Regions from separate parts of the Homo sapiens genome. Here region 2 is linked to region 1. Evidence: chromatin loops called from intact Hi-C (ENCODE). Cell type or tissue: endothelial cell of umbilical vein. All regions are shown on one strand. Each heading gives the region's core, and the rest is flanking DNA. Links, peaks and the distances in the headings are about the cores only.

The links. Peaks named below come from ENCODE experiments on the same cell type or tissue, not always from the same donor. Only the 100,000 strongest peaks of a DNase experiment are listed, where the experiment ranks them.
Region 2: it touches region 1 in a loop (9-fold over the local background); 1 of 110 quality-filtered maps calls a loop at or near these places.

The regions. Positions count from the first base shown.
Region 1 is chr14:79,042,166-79,047,556 of GRCh38, forward strand. The region is part of intron 15 of NRXN3 (neurexin 3); the gene reads left to right. Among named protein-coding and RNA genes, the nearest start is that of NRXN3-AS1, 31 kb to the right of the region's middle. In endothelial cell of umbilical vein, for the core only: no CTCF peak of the experiment used is centred there; a DNase peak (open chromatin) is centred at 3,186; H3K27ac peaks cover 1,209 bases.
Region 2 is chr14:79,163,453-79,168,843 of GRCh38, forward strand. The region is part of intron 15 of NRXN3 (neurexin 3); the gene reads left to right. Among named protein-coding and RNA genes, the nearest start is that of NRXN3-AS1, 91 kb to the left of the region's middle. In endothelial cell of umbilical vein, for the core only: no CTCF peak of the experiment used is centred there; a DNase peak (open chromatin) is centred at 2,939.

The DNA.
Region 1 (5,391 bases), core at 154-5,153:
TGTGATGGGGACCTGTCAGTCTTCCTTACATGCAGCTGGTTCTCTAAATATTCCAACGATTCCTATCATTTTCTGTAGGAGTACCTGCAAAACTGGAAGGCTAGGCTGATGGCTTTTTCTCCATTAAGCAGTAAACACGTTAAGCAAGCTTGAGCCAGGTTCTGGAGGAGGTCATCTTGCAAGGATAAAAAACATTGCATTTATTGGATGAATACTTAATGCACGGTTTGCCTTATCCCTACCTTAGAGATGAGAAAACTGAGGCTAAGACTAGCTAAGTAATTTACCCATGTTTGCATGGCTTGCTGATGATGGATCCGGATTTGAATTCCATTTTGTCTGACTCCATAAATCATACTCATGCTAGTACACTGCCCTGGCCTGGATGGGCCATTTTACATTGTGTTTTTCTTTTATAGACATTAATATGTGTAATAAATAGAATGGGAGTATGTATTATTAAATGTTAATTTTGAAATATAAGATTGTTTTCAGATGGAATATCCTTTTCATTCTTTATGATCCTTAATGCTGATTTGAAAATTAGAATAGGAAAGGTATGGCAAGTGTGTATTTGTGATGGGAGTAGCTAACACTGCTCACTTTAACAGTAAAGCTCTGCCATCTGGGTTATTGCAAATTCTTGTAAATTGGTATGGCCTGTCCTGCTGTCCTGGAAAGGGAGCAACTAGCACAAGAGAAACCAATCAAAATGCAGCAAAAGGATTTTTTTTTTTTGGTAAGATTTTGCTTAATTATCACTGCAGTAGAATGGCTAGCCAAAGTCAGAAATCTTTTATTTCTGCTCAGTGAGCAGCCCAATAAAGCTTCAGAACATACAGCACAAACAAATGCCATTTCATTTTTCTTTACTTCTTAAAAAAAGTTAATCAGGAATTTGTTAGAATAATCCTGTGTTAAATCAAGCAGCCAGACAATGAAATAGGAATTAAAGAAAATGAAAGTGGTGGGAATTATAGAAATATTAAATTATTTCAAAAACCCTACCAAGTGAATTGGTTAATAAGCATGTACAATTTATTGCCCTATGGGTCCTCTTTTTACAGGCATCTTTATGGTTCATCAGTTTGCTCCCATCTACACCACCTGCCTATAATTCTTGACAAAAGTCTGTTTTAGATACTGAAAGTATCCACTAGATTTGAGAACAAAGCAACCCTGTAGCGTGAGCCCAGAGTCCAGAAGGATGTGGGTGGAGGCGGATCAGGATCCAAGATTTTAGCAAAAGATGGCTTGCTTAAGTGAAGCAGTTTGCACTCTGCCTCTTTATTCAGTTAGGCCTGGTGTCCCTTCCAGCAAGAAAAGCAACTGGAGGTCCTGAAATTGCACACTCACCCAATTTCCCCAAATTCTTTACTTCTGAGGACTATTGAATCACAGAGATACAGCAGTAGACTTCATGAAGTTCATCTAGCACCTAGGATCTTGGGATCTATGGCCCGGGACAGCTCCTGCTGTACAGGTCTTGGGTAGGCTGCCATCCTCTAGGTGGTGGCGGCAGTGTGGCTTGTGGTTCTTTTTGAGTGTACACTGGCTGCCTTACTTGCGAGAATCTAGTTCTATCAAGTGTCAGTTAAAGGCCGTTTTTGTCTCTGATTGCATAACAGGGTATGTTTGAGAGAGACATCGCTGAGAGAAATTCAAAGCTACCATGTGAAGATCCTTTCCTGAATATAGTGTGGCTACCTCAGATCAGGATTCTCAAGCTTGGCAGTTTTGACATTTTGGACTGGATTCTTTTTTGATGTGGGGAAACTACCTGTGCACTGAAGGATGCTTTGCAGCATCTGAGGATGACCCACTAGATATTAGTAGCACCTTTCTCCCATGGTAACAAACAAAAATGTCTCCAGACATTTCCACATGTCTTCTGTAGGGCAAAATCCCACTGGCTAAAAGCCAGTGATGGAGTTTGTACTCTTTGAAATAAGACCACTGACTTTTTGTCTTCCACCTAATTACGCTCAGTAAGATAAGGCCTTCTTTTGAGGTAGACTTTCAACATCTATCTCTGATTCTTTTTGAGAAAACACGTTGCATTTTAATCTTTTAGTGACCGATTGTCCCCAAATGTAAAATAGAAAGTTGAGGGAGGCAGTAGTTATATGCACATATTTTTTGAGCCAGAGTTCCCTGAGTTTGAGTTAAGGTGTCCTGAGTTTTGAGTTAAAGTTCCCTGAGTTTGCTACCAATTAGCTATGAAACCTGGGCCGAGTTAAAAGTTAGACCTTTACAGTCTTAAGTCTCCCTTTTTCATGTGTAAGACAAGGGAGAATAATGATTGTACCTTTTTCATAGGTTTTGATGATGGTTAAATGAGTTGAAGTAGTGAAAGCTCATAGCACAATGGCTGGCCCATGTTGAATGCCTAATGAATGTTTGCTATAATTACTACTGTTGATGATAATACTTTTGAAAACATAGTTGACTTGTTATAATTAAGCCAGTGTTTACATCTGCTTTACCAAATACTTCCCATGGTTTTTATCTCAGAAAATAGACTCAAAAGTGAACACACACACACACACACACACACATATATACCACACATATGTACAACCTGCATCGTCTAATAAGCTCAGTGGTTCCATATACTATATCTTTGGCCAAATCCGGGGCTTTCTGATTAGCACCTCTAGTTTTTTTTTTTTTTTTCTTCCCACTCCTGCTATAACCATTCTCAGCATTTTCTTCCAGTTTTTTCCTTCTAGAACTACTGCCAGGTGAACTACAAATTATTTTCTTGATTTGCAGCCCATGCACCAATGAGAAAATGCCTATGGTGTCTTTTGATTTTATGGTTCATTGCTTAGGCCTTGTCATAAAAACCATGGCGTCTCTTAAAAGAAAATATAAAACAAAAACAACTTTCTCTTGGCCAGAGTTTATCAAACCTATGCCCATAATGGCATAGAAATATAGGAAATGAGACAATCCTACTCCCCCAATCCCCGTTTTCTGTTTATTTGTTTGATTCCTGCCAAAGCAAAGTGACCTTGAGGGGGCACCGGCTCAGTGTTTGCTTTTTCTGGCGCTACCCACACCCCTCCTTCTTCATCTCCTACTGCTCCCCATTCAGCTCCTCAACAATCGGCAATCACTCTGCCCTTCTGCTCCAAATTTATGACCGGGAGCAAGCCATAAACAGAGAAGGCCAATCCTGATCCTAGGCACTGCACCTTCCTGTTTGCCAGAGGTATGACAGCTTGATGGGACTGTAAAGAATAAGCCTGCATCCCCACAAGCCGCATGAATCATGTCCTAGGATAATGACTAGCAAAGGCTGCTGCAGAGACTGCAGGTGACTCAGAGCCCTGAGGCAGGGCTTTCCCTAAACCACCTAGAACAAAGGGTTCCCATGGATGTTCTCTCTGTGGCGTCATCTCACAAATGAGAAGACCTCACCCACTCTCTGATCTATAAAAGCAGCCTTTTTATTCTGTGATCCATGTGAAATGGCAAAGATCACTCCAGCTTATTGATGCTCAGAGAATTATGAAGGTGCCACCTGAATGATACTCCTATAGGAAATATTTGGTGAACAAGATAACGTTTTTTCATGGATACTATTTGCCTCCTCCAGTTGCCGCTTGGTGTGTATATTATTCGCCAGTGATTGATAATGCCTCGGGACCACCTAGTGATCTTGTTCAGTTTCTAATTTAGTTGATCTGAGGTGGGGCCTGAGAATTTGCATATTTTAAAAACTCCCAAGTGATGCTGATGCAAAACAGCTAGAAGAGAATAATAATTCAAATAAATGTTCCTGGTGTAAAGGAAAGATAAATATTTCAGGTGATGGATATCCTAATTACCCTGATGTGATTGTATGAATGTATCAAATTATTCCAGGTACCCTGAAAATATGTATATCTAATGGGTACCAAAAACAATAAATAAATAATAAAAATCTGCTTTCACCAACTGATCTAGGTTTAAGCAATGGAGTAACATGACACCAGTATAACACCTTTTGCATTTCTGAAAGCTTCCTTCCCCTCCTCTTTCCCCTCCCCTCCTCTCCTTTCCTTTCCTTCTAGATCTGACAGTAGTAGCTGCAGCTTATGCTTTAGATTTGAGATACACAGTTGGGATCTATGATGGTCCCTGAGAAAGGACAATGAGTAGAAGAAGCAAGGTGCAGAGAGGATCTAACAATTTTTGCATGGACATGAGATTTGGAGCAAGGTCTAGAAGCTCATATCAGCAAGGAGTAAGTATGCTTGTGGCTTAAAGATTATGGTCTTCAAGACTTGCTCCTGGACTGGAAATATTCCCCTAATTTTTTGCCTAAATGAAATGTGCTACAGGCCTGAGTATACCTAAATCAGCTTCATTTTTCTGTCAAATCCCTCCCTGTATGCTTCTTCCAGTGATATGTCATGCAGATGTCCACAGGGGACATAGGATCTTGTAGTGCAAAAAACATGAGACTTTCATCAGACAATCAGTCTTGACTCTCAGACTCACTGTTGATTCTATGACCTAGCTCAAGCTACTTAACTCTCTAAGGTTAAATATCCTCCTCTATAAAAACCTGATAGTATGTACTAAAGAGGGTATTTTTGAAAATTACATGAGATAAAACAGCCTAGAATGCTATCTGATGCAATAGTCATCCAGTAAATTTTAATATCATTCTACTTTGAACCAGGTTGTTTATATTAAATTTAACAGAATTAAGCAACATACAGTAGCGATTTATTCTGTGGGCTCTGGAGTCTGCCTGTAAGGGTTTGAGCTCTAGCTCAGCGACTTCTTTACTGTGTGAACATTGATATGTTTACTTTAATCTCTCTAGGCCTTAGTTTTCTGGATTTTGAGGCTTAAATGAGTTATTACTTGTAAAACACTTAGGAGAGTCTCTGCTATGTAATAAGTGTTCCCAATATATAGATTTTATTTCATCTAGTTGAATTTAGAGAGTAGCAAGCCACTCCCTTCCCGCCCCACCCCCGAAAAAAAAAAAAAACACACCACCACCAACAACCCACTTTTAGTGTGGCACCATATCTAAGAAGGTATTCTCCAAGACTTCTTTATGTGAAGTAGTTCAGCCTTGGCAGAGTTAAAAGTTTTCAGTTATAATCTTGACAAAAATTAATTGGGATGTATCATCAATCTAGACAATAGCTAAAATTATAAAGCTTCTAGGAGAAAACATGGGAAAATATCTTTGAAAGTGTGAAATAGGCAACAATATTTTAGAATACAAAAGCACTAAGTATATAAAAGAAAGTATCAATAGATTCAACTTAATGAAAACAAAAATTCAGCTCATCAAAATATATACCTAAGAAAATTAAAGGGTAAATTTTAAAATTTTTGTTCCCCAGACATAGACTGGGAGAAAATATTTTCAGGATATAT
Region 2 (5,391 bases), core at 133-5,132, 120 kb after region 1:
AACCATATTCTAATGAAGTCATTGGTCACAGTGTCTTCTATCCCAAGAGAGATGCAAATTACTAAATTCCTGTCCTGGTACAAATATAAGAAATCCAGTCATGGCCTGACAAGTTTGAATTCCTTCTTGTCCTTGATATACTCTGTTTACCCCCATTGTAATTTATCTCTTCCTTATTCCTCCATATTATTTAATTTAGTAAGCAAATGTCCCCTGGTATAAGCTGTGTGAATATTATAACTGAATTACTGTCTGTTTGCTTAACTCATTACAGAAAACTATGATAAGGTTTTTAATTACAAAATTAGCCCTGCCAAATGAATTTCTTTCATTCAATGAACTGCAAAAGGTGGTACAGTGAGGATAAAAATCATGTCCTTTCCCATGTTATTTATAGTACTTTTTTCTAAAAATAATTGTTATAATAAAAAATAATGCCAACAACAACAACAATAATATTTTCTTCCTCGTCTGTTTTTGTGTGATTCCTTTAAACTGTTAATTCATGCTGAACTTGTTCAACCAAGATTCCATAAAGTAATCCTCTTCAACCTACATTTTATTCTCAGCCTTGTCTTGAACATCTTACTCTGACCTCACTAGCTCTTCACTTACCAATTTGTTTCTCATCTTCTCCTTAATAACCTTATGAATAAGTTTTCTATGTAGTCCCTTGTATTGCTCTTTAGACCTGTCACTTATCACTTCTTCTTCTTAGGATACTCTTCTCCACTGTAATTCTTATGTCTACTCTAACTATATATCTTTGAATTCTTTAGCATACATAAACATATCTGATAAAGCAGGATCAAGCACAAAGATGCTGTATCTTGCCTGCATCCAACAGACTGGGATTATTCTGAGCTCTCAAGCAAAACATGGTTAAATCCTGACAACAAAATGAAGTGACATTTATGCTTACATATATCCTTCCTTGTTTTCTGCATTTTCATTTGAAAAGTAAACATCTAGTCCATTTTGTTTATGTGTCTAATAATCATTTTATTTTACTTTAATTTCTTTGGTAAAAGCTATGGACTATGGCCATTGCAGAATTATCATAATTTCCATGGAGAAACTTCTGACATATTTTACCAAATATTTTTGAAATGCTACACTCACAGTTAAACCTAGAGAGGATTAATTTGGGAAAAGGGACTACTTTATGAAAATGTGGGAAATTATTTCTATTCTTTCCCTTTTGTCATGCCTATTTCCCTAAAATTAGATTATTTATACTATACAAGTAATTAAACTTATTTCAAAATCTAAAGTTAAGAGAAATTAACAGGTCATTGCTCAGAAAAATGCATAGTAATTGTGAGTTTTCTAAGACTGTCACAACATTTGACCAACAGTCTCCTTACTGAAATTTTATGGTTTCTTTCTCTAGACAAGGCCACATGCATATGAAAGCAGACTTAAAATATTTTTACCTATAGCTGGAAAATCAAATCATAAATGGCAAACTATGTATTACTTATGTTATAATTTTGGAGCTATAATTTTGGAGCTATAAATCCAGGATATCAGACTTTTTTCCCACTAATATTGTAGTATTAATAAAAAATTCTCTTAATGTGTTTGCAACTAAATTGGCATTAATTTAATGAATTCTTTCTTTGAACATTCCTCATTTTTAGCCAGCGGTTGGTGGTTGAGTTGCAAATGGTTATTGCCTAGTAAGAGATGGCCTATGAAGAATAATCTATTTCACTGGATCCCTTGGTTAGGAATGTAGCATATGCTTGCCCAGGTCCACTTCTAAGGACCAGGTCTGTTTCTCCTTGCTACTGCCTGAAATAGCATAATAATTAATTCAAAAGTTGGCTGCTTTTCACTAGAAGTCTTTAGGACATTGTAAGACAATTAAGTCTGTAGAAGAATGAGAAGGAATCTTTTATTTGAGGTCTAGAGGTGTCATAACTGTGAATCACAAAGTTGTGGCACAATGCATTCACCTCAGAAAATTTTCTTCATGAAATTAAAGTTTCATTTTGTCTTAAAGAAAAGGTTCCACTCTCATGCGATTTTGTGTGTTCTCATCAAAGCAAGAATCTAACTTCCTGATCTGGTTACTGGGAATCTATGCAGACACACACAATCCAACCTCTGGGGCCTGTTTTGCAAACAGTCTTTATGTCATGATTTAGAATACTGCATAAGAAATTTCTCCTTGAAGAGAGATGACTGCTTTTGACAGTTGGCTTTTCCCAGTGCAGTCATTAGACTGCACATGACTGATGTGTGTGCATGGACAGGGAGGGGTCTTCATTCCCTGGAACTATAATGTCAGGTTTCATATTGTCTGAGATCAGCATCTCTTCAGAAACAACCATGTACTCCTTTCTCCCCAAACCACCTTCCCTCCTGACCATAACTGGTTATATAATCTTGCATCTTCTATTACCCTGACTGCTGATCCGTGCCTGATGGCTATGCCAGGTCTCACAACACCACGAGCTTTTGATTGCTGCACTCTAAGCTGCTTAATAAGACAATTAAAAATGATTTACAAATGGCCATCACAATGCAACTGGGGATCAGGAAGAGAATGTTCTATTTGCTCCAATATTAAAAACGCATGCCCTTCTACAGTTCCTTCTGCAGCTGCCTTTGATTTCAGTACTGGTTTACTCCCTTTTTAGAAATTATTTTTTTGATGAATATCATGTTAAAATAGTTCCTCCTAAATAATGTATAGCTGGAAATAATTCAAGGGATGTGTTACACATGCTAGGTGGTCTGAAATCTTCTTCCCTTTGGTGGGGTAAACACTGCCTAGAATTCTGGAGTAGTTAAAAAGTAGTACAAATGATCTTTCATCATGCCGGCTCCTTCTCAGTTTGAGGGTCAAACCTAATTTAATCACTGACACATCCATCTTGAGCATTTCCTCTTTCCTCCTATTGTTGCATTGATTAAAATGGGCAAATCTCCCAAAGATTCCATTGTGAGTCACACAAACGTTCATCTATAAAAAGTGGAAATTTATCAGAAATGATGACCTTGATATTTTGAATGTAATAACTGAGAAATTCAAGTAGAATCTCATCTAGTATGTGTTGAAAATGCTCATTTTTTGTTTAATTTTGTTTAGTTTTTTTTTCTTGTCCAGAGGAATGAAAATTGATATTGGCCCAAATATTAAGAAGATTCTCTATTTTTAGTGCTGAGACCCAAGGATTAGTAAGATGGGCATTGGCAGGGTTACCATAACTTTTCTTAGGAAGGATGTGTGGAATAGATTTTTTAAAAAGAACCATCTTTGAAGCCAGATATCCCTGTATTTTATTCTTGCCTTTGTTACTTAGTAAAGTGTAGGACTTTGAGCAAGATGCTACATCTATCTGAGATTCCATTTTCTCATCTGCAAAGTGAATACACTAATCTTAACATTCAGATTTGCTATGAGAATTGCATATGGTTATCTTTGTAAATAAAGTGCCTGGCACACAGTAGGTGCTCAGAAAACATTGATTTCTTTTAATCCTCTCATTCAAGAGCACAGATGATAAAATATTTATCACTGTTAGTGGTGTTATCCCTGGTATATCCTGGCAAATGCAGTGAGATACTAAGAAGTTTGATGCTGAAATTACTTTTTCAGCACTAGATTATTACATTTTTATGACAATTTGAAAATTAACCTATCCTATGTGTATCAATAGCCCAGTTTTGTGCTATTTTCAAGTAATATGAATGTTACAGTGATGGTGGCCACATGATATGTTATGAAGGAATTTTATTTACATCAAACTTCCCACAATAGCCTGTTTATTGAATTATCCCTGAAATAAAACCAATAAACCTGTCTTTGGAAACCAGTGACCACTGACCCACTTACATGTTATGGATGGTTTCTTTTCTGATTGCCAGTTAGTGTGATTGGGGTAAGGAGGAGGTAACTAGTGTGACTTTCTTCAGGGCTCCCCTTATACTCTATGTGTCTTCTCTCCCTAGCTGTCTAAAGTTCTCTTCACCTTGAAGAGCCTCCCATATTTAACAGTTTATGATGGATGACCAGCCCACATTAGGGCACTGTTCAAATTTCAGATACTCAGGAAGGCCAATCCTCAGAGTGTTTCTGATCAAAACATTCTTTCTTATCTGTTCTGCTTTTTTAAAATTGCTTTTACTTTTCTTCCTTTTTTTGTTATTCCTACCAGGTTTTGTTGTTATTTTTTTTCTTCAATGATGTCTAATTGCAGGTTACCATTTCATCTGCTACTTTATTTTTTATGCCTCAACATTTGGTCTTCTCACCTCTGGTTCACTTCTCATGGGATTTTCTTCACCTAAAGTTACAACTTATTCTTCCTTGTCAGTCCCACCTCTCTGGAGCTGCCAAAAGCTCCCTCTTGCCCCTACCTGCTTCAGCCAGCATTATCTGCAGATATATCAGGTACCATCTGGGTCCTACCCTTCTCATATAGATCCACCCCAAATCTACCTGCCTTTTCTTTTCTTTCTTTCTTTCCTTGTTTTTTTTTTTTTTTTACCTTCAGGACTTATGATTCTCAGAGAAAAGAGATGGAGAAACCAGCCCATAACTTATCTATCTGAGCTGAAACAGAATCAATGACAATAGTGGCATAAGTATCCAATGATTTTGAGCTAGGCCTTGTGAGTCTCTGACTGTAAGGTCACCCTCCTTATCTCACCAGTGTGCTGAGCCTTACCCAATCCTCAGCATATCACACCCATGTACTGAGTCACTCTGCATCAATCCCACGTTGGGGAAGAGAGCAAATCTATTGGCAGGGGATAATACAGGATGGAATTAGCACAAAGGCTCTTCTAGTACTACAAAATGGCTTTCTTGCCATCTACTTGACCCAGCAAAACTGTTGTGTGATAATATTTACCTTAAAGTTGGTTGTTAGAGGGAGATAGTTGATATTCACATATTAGATCTCAATAGAAAAAATAGATAGTATAGGGGAATATTTTTTACTCCATACCAAACTTAATAATTTACCATTTTCTATGAAAGTGTCTTACATTCTACTTCTGTATTTTAATAACATGTTAAAATTATGATAATTATATGATGTTTTTAAATTTTTTAGGTGCTTTTCTTTTTCTACCATGACAATGCTAAGTTTCTCTTCCTGATTATTCTTGATAATATTCTCCCCCACAAGGCCAATGTTATCTCCTGTTTCTTCCCTCCACTCTACCTAGGCTGGTTTCCTCCCTGTTGACTGTCCTATCATGCGTGTTCATCTTTGTATTCTTCTTGAAGCCTGTGATGACTTTCACTACATTCTCTACCTTCGCAAATGCAGCATTTCCTTCAAAAGTCAGTTCCAAGTCTTTCCTGGACACAAAAATCACCACTTATGTTTCTGTATGTGAAATTTATCATGAAATGTAATACCTAAATTT